5 separate regions of the Mus musculus genome follow, and regions 1, 2, 3 and 4 are each linked to region 5. Evidence: chromatin loops called from intact Hi-C (ENCODE). Cell type or tissue: left cerebral cortex. All regions are shown on one strand.

Region 1 (5,000 bases), 330 kb after region 5:
AAAGATGGCTTGGACATCCAGCTGCCGGGGGATGACCCTCATATCTCTGTGCAGGTAGGGGACAGGGAGCAGGGGCATACTCCTTGAAAAAACAAAAACAAAAACAAAAAAACAGGACTTCTGCAGATGACCTTGCTGACAGCAAGGTCTGTCTCCAGTTTAGGGGTGGACCTCAGAAGTTTGAGGTGACTGGCTGGCTACAGATTCAAGCTTTGCGCCCTAGTGATGAGGGCACCTACCGTTGCCTTGCCCGGAATGCTCTGGGCCAAGCGGAAGCTTCTGCAACCCTCACAGTGCTCACACCAGGTAAGGGAGCCCTGAGCGCTGGGCACCAGGATGGGCTGCATTAGGACTCTTGGATGCCTGTAAGGAACAGGCTGCATGTGATTCGGACACACACGCGTGCCTTCCCATACACCAAGTCTCTCCCCTGACCCTTTTTCCTTCACCACGTATGTTTGCAGAGCAGCTGAACGCCACGGGATTCTCCCAGCTGCAATCACGGAGTTTGTTTCCTGAGGAGGAGGAGGAGGCAGAAAGTGAAGAGTTGGGCGATTACTACTAGGTCCAGATCTCTGCTTTGCAGGTGTGGGCATGTGGACAGAGCCCTGCATCCTTGCTGTCTAGAAAGCCCGGAGAAGACTGGAAAAGGCGAGCAGGGTCCTTACATGGATTGTTTAATGCTCAGTGTAGCCTCAGCTCATCTTTCCTCAAAACTCATCTTTCAGAAGCGTCCGCGGTAGAGATGAGCGCAGCGGAACTGATTTAGTTCAGTACAGGGAGAGGGGTGGGGTAGCTCCGTGTCTTATACACTCTAGGGGACAAAACCCACCTAGCATACGACTAGACACAGTGGGCACCAATAAAAAAATATATAAACAAACCGAGCCACACTGCTGCGGACAATTCTTACAGATGCGCACATAACAGACTCTGGCTTCTGCACATAACAGATTGCAGGCCCTATACTGCCCTCTCCTGTCCTCTATTGAGGGAGCCTAGAGCAATCTGACTGGAGAGAGGAGGAAGTCGTCCCAGACCCCCTCACTCCCCCCCCCCGCACCCCCCTCCCCGCTGGTATAGGGATAGATTCCCAGGCAGAGTGGGGAACCAGGTCTATGTGGGTGGGACCTCAATATAAATTAGTGGTGGGGGCACCTGTGTTAGCCACACCCTTCCTCTTCTCCCTCCTTTCCTTTCCATTTTCCAGAAAAATGTAAAAGTCGTTTCTAACTGTCCCAGTTGTTAGCAGTCTTTTCTGACTTGAGTGAGGTCTTTTCACAAAAGTACTCTTTGGCCTAGATCTCTCCACATACTCTTTGTACCTAGCCCGGGGACACTGAGGAGTTTATGAAATTGTTTAAGGGTAGGGTGGAGTTAGTCACCAGGCCAAGACGCTGTGTGTGGAAAGCGACAACCTCCTACGCGCCGGGGCTGCGCCCGGAGCTGGCGCCACCGCGGGGAGGGACCGCTCTTGGCTCAGCGTCTGTGTTTGCGGTGTGAGACCCATCGCGGGCTGCTGCCCCCCCTGGAAGGGGCGTGGCCTGGAACCCCATGCTCGAGGCCTGGCCACCCCTCCTGCCTGTATGAACTGCATCTCCAACTGCCTCTGCCTGGCTGCTGCCACTTTTCCAGTGTGATTCTGACTGTGATTCCCGGTAGCCGTGCTGCGGCCAAGTACTGGCAGCGAATTGTAGGGCGCTGGCAGAACGGCAGAAGGAGAACAGTGGGAGGGTCTGGACCGAGTGGGGGTGGGGATCGTCCTACTACACGCTTTCAAGAAGGTCCTCTCCACCCAGTGAGAGAGGACCTAGGTCCGGGTCCCTGTGTCCATCATAGCTTGTTCTCCGTGGCGTCAAGATGTCCTGGGGCCTGCCTGTCCCCTTGTACCTACCTGCAGAGCACAGGCTGGCTCTCGCCCAAACCCGAATCTGTCGCATCTGCGGGGAGTAACCTCAGTTCCCCGCTCTGCAGCCTTGAGGGTTTGGGCCCCGCAGCCTGGAGTGGAAGGATGCTCTGCCGCCCACCGCCTGCACCCTCCCCGCACCCCGCCTCTGCTGCAGCGGACGGGGTTTAATAATGTCGCCGGAAAGTGACACGCGATTTATTATTAAAGTAATGCGGGCGCGGGGACGGGAAAGGTTTAATAAACGCGCTGAGAGGCCTAGGATTATTCACCGCAAATAAATGAGAGCGCGGGCGGTGTTTTAATAAATAATTTCCCGCCGCTCCCGAGGGAGGAGAGGGGGAGGAGGACGGGGAAACTGAGCGGCTGCGGGCACTCTCGGCTCCGCATCCCCACGGGTTTTAAAGCCCTTTGCACTAAACGGCTCGTAGCCGAGGTGCGCGGTTCCTTTGCTGGAGAGCAGAGCCATAGAGGCCCAGGCCTGGCGGTGGGACGTTCCCTGTGCACCGCCATCCCGGGGGCCCACCTCTGGGGCTTTAAGTCGTTTGTGTAAGATGTAACAAAAGGGTTCCCTTTTGCCCCACCCGGAGGTTGTCAGTCAGGGAGAGAAGACCAACTGGATTAATACGAACCAACCCTCTCCCAAACTTGTAGTCCTGGCCTCTGACCTTCGACCTGCGGAAAGGATGCTCTCTTGCTGACCTGGCTGCGTTTCTCCTCCATTCAGAGCAGGGTGTGTGGAGAAAACCAAAGGGGACTGCGTGTACAAGTGTGCATGACACTATGTGCTAAAGGCACCGACTCCATCACCCTTTTTGGAGTGGTAGTAACACGGGCGCTGCTGCTTCTGACCACTTCTGCTTAAGGTTCTAGGATTCTTTCATCCGCGCTGGTCAGAATCGAGGGTGTGGGGCTTAGCCAAGTCACGTCCGCCCCATAGGGGTCGATCTGAGGACTGAACAGAACCGAAGACCCCAGGGGGAGTCTGCCCATCCAGTAGAAGGAGAATTGAAGATTGAGAGGAAGGATTTGATTTTAAAGAGGTCAAAATTGCAGACTTTGGGGACCAAGGATGCACTCGCCATACTGAGGGGCTGAGTCTATGCCCCCAACCACTAAGAATAGTGGGGAAAAGGCGACCTCTCTGGCAATTCTTAGGAACTGGGGAAAGGCTGCCATCTGGTGGATACTTCTGGTAGTGGCAGGCGGGCCTGGGCTAAGGGGCCTTGAGAGTTTTTGTTTGATTGGAAAAACCCTTGTAAAAAGATCCCCTCAAGGGGGACTGGAGAGATGGCTCAGCGATTAAGAGCACTAGTTACTCCTCCAGAGGACCAGGGTTAAATTCCCAGCGTTCACATGGCAGTTTACAACTGTCTGTAACTCCATAGACATACATGCAGGCAAAACACCAACGCACATAAAATAAAAATAAAAATAAATTAATTCTATATAAGAGACGTTTAAAAAGAGATTATTTTATTAGGGGTGTGGTGGAGCATACCTTTAATCCCAGCGCAGGCCTAGGACAGGCCTGGTTCCCACGGAGGTCAGAAATGGGGCATCAGATTCTCTGAAGCTGGAGTTTACAGATGCTTGTGAGCTGCTGCTGACTGTGGGTGCTGAATCAAACCCAGTTCCTCTAGAAGAGCAGCCAGTGCTAACTGCTGAGCCATCTCTCCAGCACCCCGCCCCCACTTTTCTTAAAGCAAAGGGTCACAGGAAGGAGACAGGCTTGCCCACAGTGTAAGGGGTCTCTTAGAGACTGGCAGGGGTCTCGTCTGAATGGCATTGAACTCTGGGAGTCAGTTGCAGACCAGGAGGGGAGCACTTGGGATGTTGTGTTTGAATTAAGAAGGGCCTGAGGGAAGAAATGTAGCCAGGTTCGGGGATAGAGTTAAATTAGGGGACACGACAGATGGGATTAAGTTAGGGGACCAGACAGATGCTCTGGTGCAGGGATACATGAGGATTGGTCAGAGCCCGGAAACCGGCTCAGACAAGTCGCTTTCCCGTCCTCTCTCGCTAGGGGGCTCCAACCCTCTCTAGGCTTTTCTGTGTTTAAACTGGGTTCCAGATGTGCTGGAGGGGGGGAGAAGAAGAGAGCTTTAAAAGCTTCAGGGCTTGGCCTAGCTTAGGTGACTCATTGGTGGGTAAGGTGGGGCGGATGCTCAACACCAGTGTTCCATGAAACATTGTTCCCTGCTCTTGGGCCATCTTCTCCCATGCTGTTATTAGAGTTCTGGTTTAAACTCAGTCCCGGGGACCCAAAAGAGGGTGGGGCATGGCTCTGGAGGAGAACATAATCCCCAGGAGCACACTCCTAGGGTGGAATCAGGAAAGGTGCTCCCTGGCTACTTCGTCCCTCTTCCCTTCTTTTGTTACACGGATGCTGTTAAGGCCCACTTTGCAGACTACTACCTAAGCCTGTCTGTGGGAAAAGACATGTCTCCTTCCTCTTTGCCTGGCTTTGCTGAGTTTCTTCTCACTGGTTCCCTTCTTTGAAGTCCTCCCTCTTCCTAGGGTTGAGGTCTTTGGGGTAGCATGGAGGAGGGAAGAGGAGGAGGACAAGGTCTCACTATGTAGCCTTGGTTATCCTGGAACTCACTATATAGACCTGACTGGCCTTGACTTATCAAGATCTGTCCACTTCTGTCCTCGGAGTGCTGGGGTTCCAGTCGGGTGCCACGCCACTTAGACTGAGCATTGAGATTTTAGCTGGCCTTCCCCGTCAAAGGTCAGGAGGGGTTACACAGGAGGGATGAATTTATTCCTGACGTGTTCTCTGCCATCTAGGTCTCCCTGAATGGAGTTGGATAGATGTGAAACACAGGCTTTAGGTCAAGTGTGTCCACCATCAGGTCTCATTCCATCCACTGAGCGTAGACCACCACAGGAGAGAGGAGCGACTTTGAGGAACTTAAGAGCACCCAGAGTCCCCTGGGAGAAAAAGAGAAACAGGGTGAGGTTGAGGGAAGACATGGACTTTCCAGGGATGACGGTTGAGGACTCTAGGGCTAATGGCTTCCTGTCTCTCATCTTCTCCTGGTCCTAGGTAACTGAACCAAGGCAGAAGTTCCCAGATGTCTCCTTTGGC
Region 2 (5,000 bases), 170 kb before region 5:
TATTGGCCAATAACTGCTTTAAAGGTCTTCAGAATTGATACCATTTAAGTTAGGAATCCCCATTTAAAGAGGTCTAAAATCAGCCAATCTAACGACATCATGTTCCCTACATGACCAATTTGTGTTCATACCAAGTGCTCAGTTTCCATTTTTTATTATTGGACCTTACCCCCTGGTTTGTTTCCTGTGACATGTGTGACTCGTGTCTATCGTTTCCATAGACACGAGTGAATGGGTGACCCCTGAATTTAAGCTCTCTGAGGTTCCTAATGGCTGATACTGTCTAGCCAGGAAGAGCACAAGCCTTGCACACCTCTCTGCTCTCATTATCTCCAACTAGGCTGATGTTCCAACTCCTCTGGGCTGCGGCTCCCAACCTGTGTAGGAAATGTGAGAGAATCCCTTGCTTACGCTAGTGCTGCTCCAGTCTACGACCAGACAGTTCAGTGGACTTCTGGCCACCTGCCTAGTCTGATTGATGTAGCCTGACTGCTCTGAGAGCTAATAGGCTCTCCTGGTCTACCTGGGTGTCCTGGGCTTCTGAATCCTCTTCCTCGATCGATGTCATCACAGCCCACTGCATTACCTAGTTTAGAAGGCAGACGACTGCAGCTTAGGAGACAGGAAGTGGTTTTGGAAGTGTTTGCTAGACTCCAGTGACCCTTTAAGGGGCAGCTGGTTGAGGGCTTTTCAGTTTGTAGTCGAGGGAGGCCACTGCACAACTGAAAGTAGATCTGCAGAGGTGCAGAGTGGTAGTATGAAATATCAGATGTAGAGACCCTGAAGCCCAGCAGGATATAAAACAGCAGAGATACTCTCAGGAGACCCTGACACTCAGTCAGGAAGGAGGGGGCACCATGGGAAGCCTACAGTCCCCTGAGGTGATGACCGGACACATGCTTTGGGGTGCATAACGAGGGCAGGTGTGATCCCAGGGCAAGAGAAATTTCCAAAGCAACTGACGGGTTCCTCATCATGTCTGTAGATGTGGCAGATACAACTGAACCAAATGGCCATGAGGTTTTAGTGAAGAGCTAGATGCGGTGAAGTTGATTAATGGGTCCACATCAGGCTGAATGGGAAGGAAGTCTCCAGAAGGATACCTTAGAGCTCAGTCTAGGCCTGCGTCCTGTCTGACATGTTTATTGACAGCTGACCGAGGCAGCAGGCTCATCAGATTTGCAGGTGTCGGAGCTAGGAGGTGGGAGGGGCAGCTAAGACTTTGCATGAAAGAGTCAGGATTCAAAAACGATTTCAACAGGCTGGAACACTGGGCTGGAACCAACAAGATTAAATTTAACAGGGATAAATGTAGAGTCCTGCACTTAGGTTAAAACAAAATCAATGGCATAAGTACTGGATGGGGGGCGGGGTGGACCCAGCTTGACAGCGGTTCGCGGAGAAAAGACCTGGGGGGGTTTAGTTGACTGAAAGCTCAATATGAGTCAACGGTGTGATGTGATTACTAAAACCCTAATATAGCCATGTGTAGTATTAACCAACACAACAGCGGGACATCCCTTCCTCCGGGCCGCTGCTGTGTGTCGCTGTGTGCTGGGATGGTCGAGCCACCTCTGGAATACAAGGTTCAATTTTATGATCATTGTTCTGTTTTCTAAGGGTGGGTACAAGTGAAGAAATTCAGTTGATAGGCCACCTGCAGGGCCTGGGCATAGATACTGTCAGAAGCTTGCCAGGGGCTCTGGGGTGCTGGGATTTTTGGAATGGACAGGAGTCTACTCTGATGCCCACAAAGGTGCTGTTAACTGAAGCACTTTGCTGAGATGTGGAAGAGAGGATGTAATTCTGCATTCCCTTACTTCCAATGGGTGGACACGTCACCTTCCCAAAGTCAGGATGAGGAACAGAAGGGAGTCTAGGAGGCAGTGAGGTGGGAGGGGGTCTGTATATCCAGACCTCAAGCACCCTGTTTCCAGTGTGCTCCCTTGGGGCGAGTGGCCCCTGCTGTGGCCACAGCGTGGCGCACTTGCTCCATGCAGGGATCCAGAGCCACTTTGGGTGTTGGAATGGGCAGCACTGTGCTACCCACACTGCCCACTTGGGGGAGCCTGAGAGCCCGCTCTGCACAGGCCAGCTAGGCCTGAGATTTCCTGTGTGACAAAAAGACAAAAGTCTGGAGATGACTCCACAGCCTTACCCCTCCCTGTGGTACCTGCTGGGGCCAAGCTTCCCAATATGAGCTACATTTTCACATGGCCCACCATGCCAGGGGCCACTCTTCTCACAGGAGAGTGTAGAGATCAGGAGCCCCACAGCTGTGGGGTCACGGAAGGCCCCAAATGTCAGTGACAGGTCATGTGACTGGCACTAACTCACCTCAGCTCTGATAGGTCTCAGAGCCTTTAATAGTGGTTGTTCAATAACATGCCACGAAGTTCACAGTCTTACAAGTGAAGAGTCATCGCCTAGGGCAAGGCCTGCAGGAACAGGGTCTCCAGAAACTCGGATTTCTAGTTACATCTGAAGAATCGCTTCGAAGTTCTGGCTAGAACCTAGGAGTCTGAATCCTAGCCAGTTTCCCAGTTGATTCTAATGTGCTCTGACTACATTACCCGAGAGCCCAGCTGGGCACAATGAGGCACTCATGGGTCTGGGCTAGCAAAGAGAACACAAACTTGCTTTCCAGGTAAGCAGGTGAGTCTAAGCATGGGGACAATCTCCCAAAGTTTGAGCCCTGGCAGATGGAAGAGCCACAGAGGAACTTGGATGTAGGCACCCAGAGAGGGGCCACTTGATAGCTGGGCAATGGTACTAGTGTCTGTTGAGTGTAATGAGTTGATGAAAGAAAAGCGGTCAGAATGCATTAGATGAGGAACAGGAAGCAGAACCAGAAGGAAGCGAGGAGTACACTGAAGGACTGAAGAGGAAGGTTTGCCACATCCCGACCGTGCCAGAAGGGCCGGAAAAGGAGATGGCCATGTTCACCAAAGCCCCTGGGGGCAGCCATTCTATGGTTTGTGCGGAGGCATTGAGCCACAAGTACTGACTATTCAGTGTTCTGGATTAAGAGGGGATAAGGATGCTCCTTAAGAGTATCTTGGAGAACTTACCTGGTCACCCTGGGCGTGGAGTGAAGCTGAAGTGTGTGTTCTGGAAGGCTGGCTCACATGAGGAAATTCCAGAAACCTCTTCCGGCTTTGTTGATGGACTCCAGGCAAGGGGAGCCGGTCCCATCTCCTTTGCCCACTGTCAACCAATTTACTCTCCCGAGTTTCTTGTAGGGCTCAGCTCCCAGAAAGGTGAGCACTCCTTCAGCAGTTGCTGAACACGTGGCCATCTGCTGACTGGTGATACCTTCAAGAAACTCTGCAGACTCTCGAAGGGTAACATCCCGGAAAGATGCCTTGATTTTCCAATCATTGATCAACGGGGCTTGCATACGGAGGGAGCTTGCATCCCCTCTAATGATGGATGTCACTCCAGCTGAACCTTAGGAGTGAGTGCCCATACAAATACACAGCCTTGTATACCTGGGAGGATTGCACGCAGCCTGACGTGGGAGATGAGACACATTCTCCACAGAAAGAGGAGGCATGATAGTCGAGTAGAGAAGTTCTGAGAGTCAGTTGGCAAAAGTGTGAGGCAAGCAACACGCCCTACAAAAGAAGGCTGCAGCTGTCAGACCCTCAGCAGCTAAGAGCACTCTCGGCTTTTCCAGGAGAGCTGAGTTTAGTCTCCACACCCACATCAGGTGGTTCACAACCACCTCTGATACCATTTTCTGTATCACTCTCACCCACACACTCACATAAGTAAATCTTGTGGGGTGGAGGGGACGCCTAGGCGGAGGGCAGCTAGAGCTACGCTTACAATGGGTAGGGTTTATTGGAGGAGGTGTTCTGTGTGTGAGCTAACTAACGAAGAGGAAAGAAACACAACAGTATGATGTTCTACGAGAGCAAAATGACAGAAGCGAGGATGAACCTGAGGCCAGGGAGGAGAGCAGTTTGATGGGAGGGGAATCAGAGACCACTGTTGAGGTGGAGTGAGGGAGAAGGGCCCAGAGGGCTGGCACAGACGCTGTATGGCTGGTACCAGAGGAAACTGAGGCCGAATAGGAATGGAGAACACTAGACAGGTGAAAGCACCCAAGAGAGAGATAGTTTAAACACACATACACACACACACACACACACACACACACACACACACACGTGAAAATACCTGAGAATCATTTGCCAAGTAAGTGGGGGTGGAACCATGAGAGTGGAGGACCTTCATGGCCTGGTCTATGGCTCAGTATAGAGCACTTGTCCTGCACACCCAAGGCCCTAGGTTCAATTCCAACCACTACTTAAAAAGAGTAGAGGTCACTGAGACAGAGGGAAGGGAGCAGGAGGTCTGTACACCAAGACTGACTCTGAGAGTTCATTTATTGAGACTCGGGGTCTCACTGTGTAGACCAGACTAGTCTAGAACTCCTAGAGATCTGCCTGCATCTGTCTCCCAACTGCTGAGATTAAAGGTGTGCCTAACCACCACGCTCAGTCCAAGGTCAACTATGAGGGGCCGTTTGGGTGAGCAAAGGACACTGGAATTGGTGACTGAGAAGTCAGCTAGATGGAAGGCAACTGAGAGAGAAGGTGGAGAGAGAGGAGAGACGGTCGCAGGCTACCCTTCCAGAGGTACAGAGGACGGGAGGCAGGTTGGTATTTTGAGAAGGATTAGACAGAAGGAGGGGAAAAAGGTCTGTACTCAGAGGATCTGAATGCTAGAAAGGGGATGGAGGAAACAGGGTGGGGCTGGAAGACATGGAGTTATTAGGTTCAGGTTGGACCCAGGCTTCCATCTCCCAAACCAGTCAATGTTAAGGTCAGCCCTTTCCAGTCAGGCTGCCCAGGCTGGGTGACAGGAGAGGGCAGAGTTGCTGTGAGGAGAATCTAGCTGGGAGTCCCGAGAAGTCTGCCATGTTTGGGGAGAACAAGAGACAGGAGGATGACAGTCGGGCAAGCAAGCGTGGTGGGATGAGATGCCTCACC
Region 3 (5,000 bases), 81 kb after region 5:
GAGCATCCTCTCCCTAGAGCATCCCAGAGCGAGCTGAGGCAGGCCCCTCTCTTCTAGGCCTCACTCCTTCCCCTTTGTGTTTTTCCAGGTCGTGATATGACGAGCACCACTCTACCTGGTTACCCCCCTCATGTGCCCCCCACTGGCCAGGGAAGCTACCCTACCTCCACCCTGGCAGGAATGGTGCCTGGTAGGTGACAATGCTGTAGATGTCTCATCTGGGTGGGGTTAACTAAATTGTGGGAGAGCTGCTAGTGGACTGTAATCTGTGGCTGGGAGTCGGGGGTTGGGGGGGGGGGGAGAACCAACAAGCCATTGTTCTGCAAACCATTGTCCTTCTATGGCCATAGCTGACTCTTTAGAAGCAATGCAAGGAGGAAGCATACAGAAATGTTCCCTTGTCAACACAGCTTTAGGTTATAGCCCTTCCTCAGCACCCATCCGTCCAAGTCTATGCCTAACTCAGCTAGCTGACACTGCCTGGAAGAGCCTGCCCTGGTTTCCATGGAAACTTGGAACCAAGGACCATTTTCAGGGGCATGGCAGTCATTCAGACAAAGCCATGCTGGTCTACACCAAGCCAGGGGAGGAGACCACTGTGGAGAACCAATCCCAATCTAGAGAGAAGGAAGCTAGTCTCAAAGTGGACAGGAGGGAACCAGAGAGATGTTAGCTTCAGAGAAAAATTAGCTACAACAACTCCACATGTCTTCAGAGGACCCAGGTCCTCTGTGCTCCTCTGAATCTCTAGTGTACCCTTTTGCTGAGAGGCACTGGACTTGGGTTTGGGGTTCAGGAAGCAGCCTGGTGGCTGTCCTCTCTAACCTTCACCCCAAATGAGAGTGGCTTAAAGTCAAAGAGAGTTGAAGTTTGGTGTTGAAACACCAAAATCTCTCACCTTAAGGTGGCTAAGACTCTCCCAGCCTGTAGTCCACTGTCTCTGGAGCCCTTTTGTATGCCCCACTCCTCAAGTTCAACCCTCACTGGTAGAGGGAGAAAGAGAGGACAGAAAGCTGGATTGGCCTTATTCATCAAGGCACGGCCCTGAGTAAGGGTTGAGAAACTGGGGAGCCCGTTACAGCCTGTTAAGAGAATAGGGCTGACTGAGAGAAGTTGGAGGTGCGGATGAAGGGATTGGGGCTCACACTTGGGAGAAGGCAAGTAGAAGCTGTTGGTGGGGGAGCAAGGGATGGCTCTGGAAGAAGATCCCAGCAGTGAGCAGGTGGAGGCTGGAGGAGGTCTTAGGGAGGTGGGGTGGTGGTGGTGAGGAAAGAGTGGGGAGGTGGGGGGTGGGGAGTCTACAGGGAGGTAGGGATGAGGGGAGCCGCAGAGAGCTCATGGTGGCAAGGGGGGAGTCGTTAAACAGAATCTAGTGCTGATGAGGAAATTACACTTGTTTCATTAGCGATGGGGAAGGAGATAGCTCAGTTCCTCTTGGTCACAGTTGAGCTCAGAAGCTCATTATCCTGCTGCACGCATGCTTTCCCTCCTCGTCAATAAACAGGCTTTCCAGTGGCTGCATCCCCCACCCCCACCCAGCTCCTTCTTGGAGTGGGGCCCCTTCTCCTCTACTTAACCCGCGGTTAGGGATCACTGTAAACAGTCTGGGGTCATCACACAGGAGAAAGGGCCAGGGGGGAAACCCATAGGCCTGGCCTTTCTCCTCCTGGAGGGAGGGAGGTAGCTCCCGAAGGCTCCCAACCCACTGTGCCCTCCACTGCTCACTGCTCCTGAGCCTGCGAGCAGTCCAGTGGATTCCCGCAGTTCACTTCCCCAGTTACGTGGCCCTTGTACTGAACCTCAGGAGGGAAAAGTGGGAGGGGTTATTTCCCAGGAGGGCACCACCACTACCACCTGCCTAGCTTTGGCACAGCTCTGAGATGCCATTCTTAGGGCTTTCTGGGACAAAGTGTCCCAGGGGCCTTCCTGCTCCACCTTCCCCCTCTCTCATGCTGTAGAATCCCTAAAGCCAGTGTCCACTGTAAAAGCTCTCAGCTCCCAATTTACTTAAGTGGGAGCAGCCAGACCAAGACCAAACCCTTCCTGGGCAGCGATCTCTTGCAGGAGAGCCCAGGCACAAACCCGCCCACAGATTCCCTCCATGCCTAGGTGTGCAGGGATCTGGCTGCTACTTGTCTATGGTGGCTGTCCCCATGCAGAGCTCGGAGTGTGTGGATTACCTGGCCTCTGGCCTGCTCCCAGGGGCCCTATCCCTGCTTGAAACACCCAAGACTGGGACTAGTGAGGACAGGACAGAAGAGGCCAACTGGACACGTTGAACGCCTCTAATTCCAGTTCCCCGCCCTCCCACAGGGAGCGAGTTCTCAGGCAACCCATACAGCCATCCCCAGTACACCGCCTACAATGAGGCTTGGAGATTCAGCAACCCCGCCTTACTAAGTGAGTACGCCACCTGGCAGGCCGGCGGCTCCCAAGGTCGCCTACCCGCTCGCCAGCTCGGGCGCGCAGGCTGCTTCGGGATACGGATCCCACTCAGGACCACCCCAATTCTGGGTACCCGGATGGGCCAGGGAGACAGGCCCATTAGAGCAGCGCCGGGTCCTGGGGATACCACCAGGACGCCTGCGCCTCCAGCCTCTTCCCTCCCCTACCTCTTGATCACTGGAGGGCTCTTAGCCAACAGTGGCCGTCGGACCCCTTGGGGGATCCGCAGCCGGGTGTCACCTGTCCTGTCCCTCTCCCGCCCTGTGGATGCAGCACTACTCCTGGGCATCTGGCCTCGGGGCCGAGCCACAGTCCTCCAGGCCTGATCCCGCTGGACCCGGGGAGGGCTTTTCTTTGCTTTTCTTTCCTTTTTTGTTCTCCTGTTTGTCCTCTCACCCAGCCCATTCTTCTCCTGTGTTAACTTCCAGGTTCCCCTTATTATTATAGTGCCGCCCCCCGGGGCTCCGCCCCTGCCGCTGCTGCCGCTGCCTATGACCGCCACTAGTTACCGCGGGGACCACATCAAGCTTCAGGCAGACAGCTTCGGCCTCCACATCGTCCCCGTCTGACCGCCCACCCCAGAGGGAGGGAGGACCGAAGCGACGCGCTGCCTCTCGGCCACCGTCCCTGTCCCACCCCCACCTCGAGACATCCTCCCCCAAGCCCCGCAGCCCTTCTCATCACCCTGTCGATGGCCAGACAGGACAGGTGGAGCCGCGGGTGGGACCCTCAGGCCCCAGCCCCGCCCGTCGCCCCTCCCCGCCTGCCTGGACCGCGGCGCCGTCCGGAAGCCCGCCCGCCTCTGGCCCGCGCGCCGTTTCTGTGACACACAATCAGCGTGGCCCACCCAGGGGCAGCCCACTTCGGACGCCCGGGAGTCGGGAGGCTTCGCTGGAGAAGCTGAGCAAGGGAAGCTAAGGAAAGGACTTTGTGCTGAAGGAGGAGCCGCCGGGGAGACCCTAGGGGGGAAATCCTGCCCCATCCCCCCTGTGCCTGCCAAGCTGACCCCGCCTTCTGTCTGCGCCCCGCCCCAGACGGTGGCACTGGGACGCAAGGGTCGGACTCGAGGGACAGCGTTTGGGGCGACAGCGTTTTCCAAGGCTGGTACCCAAGGCGAGCAGACGCCAACTGAGCTCATCCACCTGAACTGCCTAGTTCCCTTGGGCCTGCGATCTCCTTCTGCAGTGACTCTCCTCTCGGCCCCGCCTTGCCCTTACGTCAGCGCCTCTTCCACCTGCTGGCCTCTCACTTTTCCCTCCTGTGCTTCCTCGGCTCATCCCACGACACCTTGTGTTTGGTCCCAAGCACGCAGCCACGTCGGGGCCACCGCGGGAACCGTGTCCTCAGGCTGCGGCTGCGAGCATTGATCTTTTCCCATCAGTAATGCGCTGCCCACCCCCACCCTCCCATCCCAAACTCCCAACCTGCGGGCGCAAAAAGCCTGGAAGGAACTGACGACCGAGCCGCCCCAGATGAAAATCCGGGTCTCCCCGCCCCATTCCCCCCAAGCACCCCCTCCCCAGCCTTCCCTTGGGCAGGAGCTGAACAGAGCCTCAAAAAAAAAAAAAAGTCTACACTTATTTAATATGATGATGGTCTTTGCAAAAATGAACAAACAAAAACCCAACAGGCTGCTTTATAGAAAGACGGTGTGTGCTGTCGAGGCGAACCTCTCTCTGTACATAGCCCCTCCCTCTCTGCCCCGCCCCTCCGGGTACCATAGAGTCCCTGTCCTCCCGCCCCCCCCCCGCCCCCCTGCCTGTAGATACACCCTTCTGTCCGTGCTGTGAGAGTCGCCGCTCGCTGGGGGGAGGGAGGGGGGACACAGCTACATGCCCACTAAAGCACAGCACGTCCTGGGGGAGGGGGGCATTTTTTTACGTTACAAAAAAAAATTATGAAAGAAATCTCTATGCAAAATGACGAACATGGTCCCGTGGACACCTCTCGCCTGTTTTGTTGACTGTTTCTCTGTAATTCCGTGTTCATCGCCCTGCATCTCTCCCACTTCATCTCCCTTTTCTCTGCTACTCTCGACCCCTCTGTGTCTCTTTCTCTTCTTCACTTGTCTCTGTCTCGGTCCGTTCTGCCCCAGGCCTCCAAGGCTACATCTAAGATGGCAGAACCAACCTCGGGGCTTGGCCCCTTGTGGCCATGCCCCACGTGCCCGACCAGGCCACCCTGCCCCACCCCACCCTGTAGTTGCTCTCTCGGTAGCGGCGATGCTCCCTGCATGTCTCCTCAACCGTGGATCGTGACGACCCGAAATAACAGAAACAAAGTAAATAAAAGTGAAAAAAAAATAAGTAAATAAATAAATAAATAAAAATCCTTGAACAAATCCGAAAAGGCTTGGAGTCCTAGCCCAGAGTGCGCTTTCCTTCGAGCCATTTTATTTGAAAAGGAAAGCGAGAAAAGTGAACAATCTAAGGGAACTGCCGGCGCCCGACCGTGCTCCAGTGGCTGGAGCTGGATGGCGAGGGCAACGAGGTCCCAGCTTCGAGGCCCAGCCTGACCCAGTCTTGTGTGGAGCTGGCCGCGCTCCAGGAGTGCGG
Region 4 (5,000 bases), 320 kb after region 5:
TCCCCACATCTGATGGCAGGAGAAAGGACACCACCACCTGCCCCGCCCCGCCCCCACCTGAGTTGTTCGTTGGCTTCCGCTACTCAACTAGCATCTGCACTTACAGACACCAATTACACATAATAATTGTAACTTTAAGGAAATGTAGAATACTTTAGATACTCCTTCTAACTTTATTCTTATGAAAATTGGTCATCAGGTGGTCAAAAGCAGAAGAGATATTAAAGGTTGGGTGTGGGTGACAGAAAGAAACTGTCCTGAGAAGGAGGAAGGAGGATAAAGAAACTGTTGGCCTGGTGTCTGTCTAAGATGTCTTGAAATCTGTTCAGCTTGCCTGAGTGCCTAGGTATTCCAGAAGCAAGTTCCTGGCTAGTCTAGTTCCATTTTATAATGTTACTTGTAGATAAATTACAATATTTATCTTCCTATCTGACCCTGCTTTCTGTATTTATTTCAACATCCTAATTTACCTAAAGAATAGTCACTATTCATTTATTTGGGGGGGGGCGGTATGGGAGACTGGCCTCTACTCTTTCATTATGAAAATAATTTTACAAAATAAAGGATAGTGAGAGTTACACGCAGCCTCATTGCAAATTCTCTGCTCACTGATATTTATGATACATCTTTATACAGTTGTGGTGTCTACATACTTATCTTAATCTTATTTTCTACTTTAATGAGAACATCTATTTGTCATAGTAGACCAATATAAAGCATTTCATCTTAATTATCGATCTTGAGCCCTTCTGACTTAATTGATTCTAATATTCATAGGAAGCAGGGTTCATCTGTATCCATTTTGTCACTGTGAACCATGTGTTTCACTTCCTTCTCAAATGACACCCCACCATCCTCCATAACTGTGCCCCACCAAAGTTTATGACGTAAAGGCTATAGAGTGAGTCCTCCCAAGTCATCCTAAGGGTTTTTCCTGTTGTCTGATTTTTGGAGACAGGGTATTGTGTAACCCAGCTGACCTTCAACTCCCTGGTTAGGCAAAGATGGCCTTGAACTTCTGATTCTCCTGCCTCTACCTCCTGAGTTCTGGGATTCTAGGTATGTGTCACCATTACTGGCTTTCACCATAAATAAAAGGGGGGGGAGGGGCTGTGGAGATGGCTCAGTGGTTAAGAGCACCAGTTCACCTTCCAGAGGACCTGGGTTCAATTCCCAGCACCCACACAGCAGCTCCCAACTGTCTATAACTCCAGTTGCAAGGGATCTGATGTGCTCACCCAGGTACACTAAACACCAAGGCACATAAACAAGATTAGGGGTTTGGAGAGATGATAGGAAGGCAGGACACTTGCACCAAGCATGATGCCCTGATTCAATTCCTAGGGCTCATGGGGTGGAACAGAACTCCCATTCATGTGCACAGAGTGTGTACAATGCACTCAAACACGCGCAAACAAAAGTAATGTAGAAAAATACTCGGGGGCGGCAAGATGGTTCAGCAGGTAAGGGTGCTTGCTATGCAAATCTGATGATGACTTCAAGATGGAAGGAGATGGACTGAGTCCTGAAAATCATCCCGAGCTCCAAACACAAATATGTCTACACTCATATACATACACACCATAGGCACAAACCAGTAATAGATATTTTAGAAGAAGATGAACTATCAGGTGTTCATCTGAAGCACACCTCGTTCATTGATATGCCTGGCAGTAACCGCATCATGTGGACTAGAAGTAATTTCCTTTGCTTCAACAATAGGAAGCTAGGGCTGGAGAGATGGCTTAGCAGTTAAGAGCACTGACTGCTCTGCCAGAGGTTCTGAGTTCAAATCCCAGCAACCACAGGGTGGCTCACAACCATCTGTAATGGGATCTGATGCTTTCTTCTAGTGTGTGAGAACAGCTGCAGTGTACTCATATAAGTAAAAAAATTAAAAAAAAGGAAGCTTGTCAAACCGAGTCAACGTTTTAAACGTTTAAGTAACTCTTTTTCTGGTGCCCACGGTTGCTGCTTAACGTGTTTTAGAACTTCACCTGATAAAGTGCCGGACAAGAAGCACCTGGAGACAGGAGTAGCTAGGCTTTCAAACTGCCCTATGCGAACAAACTCCTTTCTAAAATATTATTATTGGGTCAGAGATACTGCTCGGTGACAACAGTTCTGGCTTAACTCTAAAAGTCCCGGGTTTAATCATCAGCAACGCAAGACTACTGTAAGAACGTTTTCAAAGTATAGACAGTATGCATTGTCACGAGTCGCAGCTGCTGCAAACCCACCAGAGGGCGCTCGTTCTCCGTCGAGTTAATCCCTAGCCTCTCATTAGTGACTGCATCTTTCAGAACCAGGGAGTCTTTCACTTTTAAAGCACAAATGCTTCCCAAGAACTTCCTTAGCAGTCGGTCTCGGGCGGGGGGTGGGGGTGGGGGTGGGGAGTACAGAGACAGAAGACACAGTGATTCCTACTAGAGGCGCGAAGACTAACAGTAAACGCCGGCAACGATTAAGATGGAAAGCGTGTCTAGGACCCTGACGCTGGGGATTTTGATAGTGGCTCCTAGGGCTGAAAGCTCACAGTTCCTCATTTAGACCTGGACAGCTCCCACTCTACATCGGGCAACGATCACCGCCCCCAGTTACAGCTAGGGACCTCCCCTAGAGTGTCTCCATTCCTCCACCAGGCAAGCCCTCCTCGCGCCTTTTCCAAAACATCCTGCAATTCTCGCTTCACTTCTGCTCCCAGGCCAACAGTTAACGCGTCCTCCAACCAAGGGATTGCCTAGCACCACCATCGGAATCTGCCTGCCCTCGTTCTTTCCTGGCTTAAAAGCCGCGGGCTTTTCCTTTTCTAGCTTGCCGTTGGGATTCTCGCGACAATCCCGAAACCTCGCGTGAAATTCGCTTCCCGTCTCCTCGGAGTTTGGGATTGCCTGTGTACAGCTCTCTTCTACCTTGTCGGAACCCCTCTGATCAGAGGCAGCGTCTCTGCTGACTGAACGCTCCTTTGAGGAGGGCTCGGCCAAAGTCAGAACTGCGCGGTGACTGCAGTGCTTCTTCCTCGCAGGGTAGAGCGGAGCCGCCGCAGGCCGCGGACGCACGCGCAGTCAGAACCTCTGACGCCTTCTGGGCGGGGCCTATATAAGCCCCACCCTTCCCTTGCCTAAAAGCCCGGTTTCCTTCTGCTCCTCCTCCTCCTAGGAGCTTGGATTGCGGTTTTTGGAAGCTGTTTGGGGGCCGGCGGGGGCGGGGCCTGCCATTCTCGGGGTGGTGGGCGGGCCTCCGGGGATGCTTTGCTTCCTGCCCCTAACCCAAAAGTGCCACCGTGGCGTTGGCGGAGGTCTCCAGACTGAACACTTTTGGCCCCGACATGCTCGAATTTTGCAACCTGTAATCCGGAGCCCAGAGACGCCCTATGGGGAGTCACCCGCCGGCCTTGCTGCGGCCGCTAGTCAGTTCCGACCTCTAATCACCAGGCTCCTCCGCGGGTTCAAGCACCTGCCCTATATTGGGAGGGAGGTAGCCAGATGTGGATGGCAGCTGGAAAAGCTTATAGTCTAGTCTGCGCCCCAGTGGAGAGACTGGGTGAACACAGCTGCAAACCGTGCCCAGAGGAAGCTGGCCCCGAGCCTGGCCTCCAGAAACGCCCATAGTGTTGAAGTCAATTTTACATTGAGTAAAATTTCTTAGCCTTTCCTTCTTTCTATATTGTAGCTGTTTGCCGCTCTCCAGACCTAAATCAGATGAGACAGGACCTGAGGCTCAGCCAACAGTTTGAGCTCCTCGGCCATTCCACCCCTATTCTCTTCTCATAGCCTTTGCTTTCCCAGTGGCGGCGTCTGGTTACGCGGCTCTGTACACTCATTGTGACTTTGGGCTAGGGTCGAAGTGAAAGGCCCAGGAGGGTCCTTGTGAGACTGGATAAAATTATCGGCCTCGGGGCCAGGGAAGAAGGCGGGTATTCGACATCTGGGGGCGGGGAGAAGAGGCGGAGGAGTTTCTCTTTGAATCTTAAGTCTGTGGGCTGCCAGCGATCCCCTGACAGAAGCAGGGGTGGCCTGCGGGTCTGGCTGGCCGTGCATGCGACTCTTCGTTCCCTACCGTTTTTTTTTTTTTTTTTTTTTTAGGTTGGAAATCCCAGCTGTTAAGGGCCTAGTCCAAGGCACTAGGTGAGTCGCTGGTATGTCCCCAGCACCATCACCCCAACCTGAAGTTTTTACATCAAGTGTAGTTTTATCTATCTCTGGGGCAAAGATGCATCAGAGTTGGGTGGTTTCTGGAGGTGATGCTGGTGTGTGTGTGCGCGCGCGCGTGCATATATGTATGCATGTGTGTGTGTGTATACGCGTATGTCTGTGTATGGGTGTGTGCATCCCTGCATGGGTGTTAGTGATCATTCCCCGATACACTCTCTCTTTATTCCCTAGTCCCCAAGACCAGCTTAATCAATTACCAACTGGCATAAACCCCTGGGAATCACCAGGCTTCTTTGTTAGGGCTTCTAGTTGGCTACAGGGTAGCAGAGGATAGAATCAAGCTTTTATACAGCCTTGACTTTATCTCTGACCTCCAGACCTGGCTTCCCTCTCCTGGCAGGGTGCCACCTACGCGCCGATGCCCCGAGTGTTCACAGGGCTTCCAGCTAACTATGCTGCACCTACCTTGGCGCTGTCCTTGCTACTACCATTATTGCTGGTGGTGTGGACCCAGCTACCCGTTAGCGCGAGGCCGTCCACAGGCCCCGATTACCTGCGGCGAGGCTGGCTGCGGCTGCTAGCCGAGGGCGAGGGTTGTGCTCCCTGCCGGCCAGAAGAGTGCGCTGCGCCGCGGGGATGCCTAGCAGGCCGGGTGCGGGATGCGTGCGGCTGCTGCTGGGAATGCGCAAACCTGGAGGGCCAGCTCTGCGATCTGGACCCCAGCGCTAACTTCTACGGGCGCTGCGGCGAGCAGCTCGAGTGCAGGCTGGACGCGGGCGGTGACCTGAGTCGAGGAGAGGTGCCGGAGCCGCTGTGTGTCTGCCGCTCGCAGCGCCCGCTCTGTGG
Region 5 (5,000 bases):
CTTTAGGGAGAATGTGCTGTGGAGTGTGAAATTGCAGCCCACGGTGCTCCATATTGTACCAGAAGCTCTTCCAAAAAAAAAAAAAATCCTCCAATGTGACCAGAAAGCGGGCTAGGCAGGGGGAGGGGTGCGGGAGGGGCCTGGCGGGAACCGGCCAGGCGGGGCAGGAGAGGGGCCTTGGAGCGGTCACCTACTGCCAGGGACCTGGACACCTAGGGTACGCCCTCCAAGGGCCCACTCGGAGTGCAAATGGCCCGGGGATATGCGACCTAGAGTTTGATTGTAAGAACTTTTTTCTTTGCTTTTTTGTTGGTGGAGATGGTGAGTTACAAACGGAAATGATGCTGAGCTGCTGAGCAGCTTCTCAGCCTTCGCTTTCTCCCTCTTTCGATCCTGCTTTCCTTTCCTTAGGACCAGTTTTGTTTTGTTTTCATGTCCCTTCATTCTAAACACCCCCCCCCAACTTTAATGCATTTAATTTGGTCTGCGCTGTAGGGAGCATTTCCTAGGGAGGTACGCTTAATTTCGGAATTTCTAATCCCCTCCCTCAGAGCTAAGGCCATAGCTCCCCACGCTACTCCCCAGGAGGTAGAGGGAGAAAAGACAAGCGGGGCCGAGGGTGGGGGGAGGGGCACAGCTGAATGCTTCACTGCAGCGGGGGAGGCGGCGGGGGGGGGATTGCTTGCCAGGTCCTCGGTGACACAGCCACCTTCGAGAACTGCTAGAGACCCTGTGCCTAATGACTGGGGTCAGGATCAGGATCCTGTGTGCAGAAGAGATGCAGTCATGTCACGCCCCCACCCCACCCCCAGCAAAAGAGTAAAGAAAGGGGGCCTGGGTGAGCGGGGTTAGCAGACAGGATCTCTGCCTGCACTTTACTTATGCATGATCCGCCCACAGACGCATTAAAATCTGGGGTATAAGTCACATGCGGCTTGGGACACCTTTGCATAAGTATCTATGAGAGGGCCTTCTTGCAGGACCGCAGGCCTCCCGCACACCTAACACTCACGCAGAGCAGGCCCGCTCCAGCGGAGAACCAGCTTGACCCTAGGCTTTCGGAAGGGAGGTAGTAGGAGTGGGGCTGCCAGGCGCCAAGCGAGCATGGCAGAGGTGGCAGCAGAGAAGGCGAAGGAACTGAGATCCACAAGGAAGATTTATTGGGCAGATCAGATGCACAGAGGCGACTAATGAAGCAAATCCCGAGATGGGTATCAGAGCAACTCCCCAAAAGTTTATTTGCCTTTAAATTTCCGCAGGGAGGCGGGCTCCTTGTTTGAAGTGTAAATGCCCCTAGGTTGTGGGGGGGTGTTGAAGGGCTGCTTTGAAAACACTAGAGAGAAAAGGTTCATTTAGAGTCAGATGAGGGAAAAGCAACCAAGCCTGACAGGTCGAGCCCTGGCTGTGTTTGGGGTTGGGTTGTTGTCTTTCTTTTTCTTTCCTCCCTTTCCTCTTCTTTCTTCTTTTCTTTTTCTACTCTTTCCCCTTCTGTTAGGGCCCATAGAAGAAGAAAAAGAACAGGAAAGGGGGAGTCAGAAGGAGAGGCCATCGAGAAGGGACATCTGCAAATCAGCCCTTCCTTCTAAAGTCCAAAGAGAGGGCTGTGCAGAGGCTAACGGGCTTCCAAAGCAGCAGGGTAGATCGCCTTTTGATTATCTAGACCCAGAAACCAGCTGGAAAACTAACAGGGAAACTGGAGGTGTGTGTGTGTGTGTGTGTGTGTGTGTGTGTGTGTGTGTGTGTGTGTGTATGTGTGTGTGTGTGCGCGCGCGCGTCCCAGGAGTCCTGGGAAGGCATGCCTGAGTTTTCTGGAGCTACATAGAAATTAGACTATCACTAGCCCTCATTCCTAAGAGGATGTATGTGGCAGATACTTGCGTAAGTGCAACTTCAAAAGTGTTTTACGAATTGAATTGTTAGTTCTCTTTACAAAATGTAAAGTTCGACCCCACTCCCATTCTTATGGGGAAATATCCATTGTCTATGTTCACATTTCATAGGACGTGAAACATGAAACTATATTTCAGTTCTAGAGGACTCTGGATCTCTGTTGGAGTGAGGAACTCCGCTGATTTTTGTTTCCTCAACAGACATACCAAGACTTAACTTAAGCACACCCAACAAGAGTTCCTTTATGAACTCTTCTGAATGCTCCCCACCTCAAATTCTGGACTGATTGCTTCTTCAAAGGAAGATAAGGCTACTGCGGTTACTACCACCTTAGAGCTTCTGGCTCCCCAGTATGGGAGCTGACCCTTTTAGGCTGAAATAACTCTGTTTCCACACACACACACACACACACACACACACACACACACACACACACACACACACACACACACTTCTTTTCTGTTCCCTATGAGAAGTTAGTGCGTGTTGCTGAGGTTGTGAGGTTGTGAGATTTGGCCAAAGCAAACCCGGGAGCGCCATCTACAGGCCTTGAGAGGAAGGCATTGGTTTTCCTGGCAGGACCCCTGAACCTCCTACTCTTCCTGCCCACGGGAACCTAGTCCTCAGACCAAAGGAAGTGGGGGACAGGGTGGTGGTGGGCAGATGGAAAGGTGGTTTATTTTTATTTTTATTTTTTAGTTTCTTACTTTCCAGCAGTTACTCTGCAATTGGATTAATCTAGCCGGAAATTTCCAGGAGACCGGGCAAAGGCCCAGATCCCAACCGACCCAGCTCCCCTTGGAATGGAAAGCTCAGAATCCGGTGTAGCTGAGCCTGGCCTGAAACTCACCCAGAATGTGGGCGGTTCTAAATGCCCGGTAGGAGTCAGTCTGAGACGGGCTGAGAGTCTAGTGGGTGCTTCCCCCAACCCCATCTACTGCCGAGGCTTTTTGGCTATAGGGACAGGGGCACTGTCTACACTCATTGCCCTTCCTCTGGGCTTCAGGAGCTGCAGACAACACCAAGGAGTCTTGGGTCCGCCGGGCAAGAAAGCTGTGTTTCTCAGCTTGAGCTTCCTGGAGCCGCCCTTTTTCAGACCCAGGGAAGCCTGGGAGGAGGGAGCGAAAAAGGGGGGGGGGGTGAGTTAAAACATCAGCTGAAGTGCCAAGATGATTTATGAGACTAGGGAAAATATTTCATAAAGATCTCCTGGATATTCTGTACTTAACCAGTTAGGAGACAAAGGGCTTCTCTCGCTTAGTGCGTGCGAGAAGACCCCAGCGAACAAGGGAGCGAGTGCGGGCCAGGCTGCAGAGACTGGGCCAGCGGCTCTGGTAGGAGCCGGGCCAGGCCGGCGTGCTGCGCCAGCTGCGCTCGCTCGGGATCTGCAGAGCTGGCGGCGGGCGGCGCTCAGTCGCGTTCATAGCCTCCTCTTCTCCCCAGCCGGGGAAAGAGAACGCCTTGGTCCCGCCTTGGGCTTCTGCATCCTCTGTCACTGCCGCGGACAAGCCGCTGCGCACCGTCTCCCGGCACAGTCCCTTCCCTAGCTACCCGAGGGTCCAGGTGCCAAGTTCCCTGGCTCTCCTACCATCCGTTGGGTCCCACCAAGGCAGGTGGGTTCTAGCCAGAGGCCTCTAGCTTGATTCCAAACCAGGCGTCTGGACTGCCCAGACTCCGGGGAGGGGGTGCGCGCCACCGCGTGTGGGACGGGAGGGGACAAACTGCTGGGCACTTTGCCCCGGAATGAGAATCATGCGTGCGTGGATGGGAAGGTACCACAGGAGGAAAAGGCGAAAGGGAAGGACCAGAGGGAAAGGGAGAGAGGAAGGAAGACACAGGGAGAAACGGAAAGGAACTCAGCGCAAGGGTAGCCGAGTTAGGACAGGGGCTGCGGACTCGCGGGCGTCTGGGATTTGCGGGCATTGGCCGGTGGATGGCAGGGCTGGGCGAGTTAGGACTGAGAGCCTGGCTTCGGAGTGCCGCGCGCTCGGAGGCCCTCTGTGGTTGCCTGAATATTCATTAGGCTGGCCGCTCTTTATCCTTATCTAACGTTTATCTTCTCGGCGAGTTTCGTTTCTCAGTGTAGTTTTAATCCGGGGCTCCCATTCCTCCTCCCCCTGGCCCGCTCCTCACCCTCCCTCTTCCTTCACCCGCTGCTCCCTCCCGTTTCCCCCCCCTCCCGGGCCCTCCCCTCGCCAGCACCGGAGTGACAGGCGCGGGGCCCTCCTTGCCGAAGCTCGGGGCTCCGGCGCTGGCGAATCACAGAGTGGTGGAATCTATTGCCTTTGTCTGACAAGTCATCCATCTCCCGGCGCGGGGAGGAGGAGGGGGTCTGGAGGGGGCTTTGCAGCTTTTAGAGAGACACACACCGGGAGCCCAGGCTCCAGTCTCCGGCCGAGTCTTCTTGCAGCCGCAACCCACCTGGGGCCAGCCCAGCGCTGCGGGCGCCGCTCGGCTCCTAGGCTGCCTCCCTCCCTCCTGGCCCTTCGGTCGCCGCGGCGTGCGCCTGCCTTTTCCGGGGGCGGGGGCCGGCTCGCACGCTCCCCTCCCGCGGGCGCCCGCTTGGACATCCCGGGGATTGCTACTTCTCTGCCAACTTCGCCAACTCGCCGGCACTTGGAGCGGCCCGGCTCCCCTCCTGGCGCCCTCGGGCCGCCCCCGCCCTGAGCTCTCTTGGTTCAGAGCCTCTCGGACAACCGGGTTCCAGGGGAGCTGAGTGAGCCGTCTTCCCTACCCGGCCTCAGCTCTGGCCGCAGCTGGCGCGCGAGCCATGCGCCCCAAGTGCCCCTTGGTCCAGCCAGTCGCCCCGGGGCTGCGTTGCTGACTGCCCAGCCGCGTGCCCCAACGGTGGCAAGTTGCAGCCTCTGCGGTCGCAAACCCCAGCGGGCCCGGAGGAGTCCCGGCGTGGAGCGCGGCGCGGCGTCCCCCGCCCTCGCTTGCCCCCCAGCAGTCGGGCGCCCGCTCACTCTCCCTCCCCCACCGTCCCTTCCTTTTCTCCTCAAGTCCTGAAGTTGAGTTTGAGAGGCGACACGGCGGCGGCGGCCGCGTTGCTCCCGCTCCTCTGCCTCCCGATGGATATGCACTGCAAAGCAGACCCCTTCTCCGCGATG

Evidence for each region. Hi-C counts contacts between places; a loop is a spot of excess contacts. Peaks named below come from ENCODE experiments on the same cell type or tissue, not always from the same donor. Only the 100,000 strongest peaks of a DNase experiment are listed, where the experiment ranks them.
Region 1: a loop joins it to region 5, with 2.2 times the contacts of the local background. A loop is called at or near these places in 3 of 42 quality-filtered maps.
Region 2: it touches region 5 in a loop (9-fold over the local background); 35 of 42 quality-filtered maps call a loop at or near these places.
Region 3: it touches region 5 in a loop (2.2-fold over the local background); 5 of 42 quality-filtered maps call a loop at or near these places.
Region 4: it touches region 5 in a loop (4-fold over the local background); 3 of 42 quality-filtered maps call a loop at or near these places.

Annotation. Positions count from the first base shown.
Region 1 is chr19:45,078,403-45,083,402 of GRCm38, forward strand. Kazald1 (Kazal-type serine peptidase inhibitor domain 1) reads left to right here. Exons shown (of 5, transcript NM_178929.5): 3 at 1-54; 4 at 159-306; 5 at 465-887. The coding sequence ends at 565. Among named protein-coding and RNA genes, the nearest start is that of Kazald1, 4.8 kb to the left of the region's middle. In left cerebral cortex, CTCF peaks have their summits at 967 (motif pointing left), 1,172, 3,092 (motif pointing left) and 3,934; DNase peaks (open chromatin) are centred at 951, 1,528, 3,084 and 3,930; H3K4me3 peaks cover 1,179 bases; H3K27ac peaks cover 694 bases.
Region 2 is chr19:44,580,825-44,585,824 of GRCm38, forward strand. No RefSeq gene overlaps it. Among named protein-coding and RNA genes, the nearest start is that of Hif1an, 20 kb to the left of the region's middle. In left cerebral cortex, a CTCF peak has its summit at 2,012; a DNase peak (open chromatin) is centred at 2,040.
Region 3 is chr19:44,833,078-44,838,077 of GRCm38, forward strand. It overlaps Pax2 (paired box 2), which reads left to right. Exons shown (of 10, transcript NM_001368747.1): 8 at 89-190; 9 at 2,314-2,400; 10 at 2,893-5,000. The coding sequence ends at 3,014. 1700039E22Rik (RIKEN cDNA 1700039E22 gene) reads right to left here and starts at 2,861. Exons shown (of 3, transcript NR_045315.1): 1 at 2,414-2,861. In left cerebral cortex, no CTCF peak of the experiment used is centred here; DNase peaks (open chromatin) are centred at 2,404, 3,336, 3,569 and 4,939; H3K4me3 peaks cover 1,238 bases.
Region 4 is chr19:45,072,110-45,077,109 of GRCm38, forward strand. Kazald1 (Kazal-type serine peptidase inhibitor domain 1) reads left to right here and starts at 3,978. Exons shown (of 5, transcript NM_178929.5): 1 at 3,978-4,127; 2 at 4,555-5,000. The coding sequence starts at 4,573. It overlaps Gm35782 (a long non-coding RNA gene), which reads right to left and starts at 3,000. Exons shown (of 4, transcript XR_877888.1): 1 at 2,913-3,000. In left cerebral cortex, CTCF peaks have their summits at 2,236 (motif pointing right) and 4,762; DNase peaks (open chromatin) are centred at 2,246, 3,077, 3,754, 4,289 and 1 more place; H3K4me3 peaks cover 2,909 bases; H3K27ac peaks cover 2,188 bases.
Region 5 is chr19:44,752,433-44,757,432 of GRCm38, forward strand. Pax2 (paired box 2) reads left to right here and starts at 4,474. Exons shown (of 10, transcript NM_001368747.1): 1 at 4,474-5,000. The coding sequence starts at 4,962. RefSeq lists promoters at 1-4,936, 759-4,936, 3,662-4,936, a cis regulatory region at 1-124 and enhancers at 435-554, 1,091-1,799, 1,091-1,500. In left cerebral cortex, a CTCF peak has its summit at 2,454 (motif pointing left); DNase peaks (open chromatin) are centred at 2,433, 3,389 and 3,760.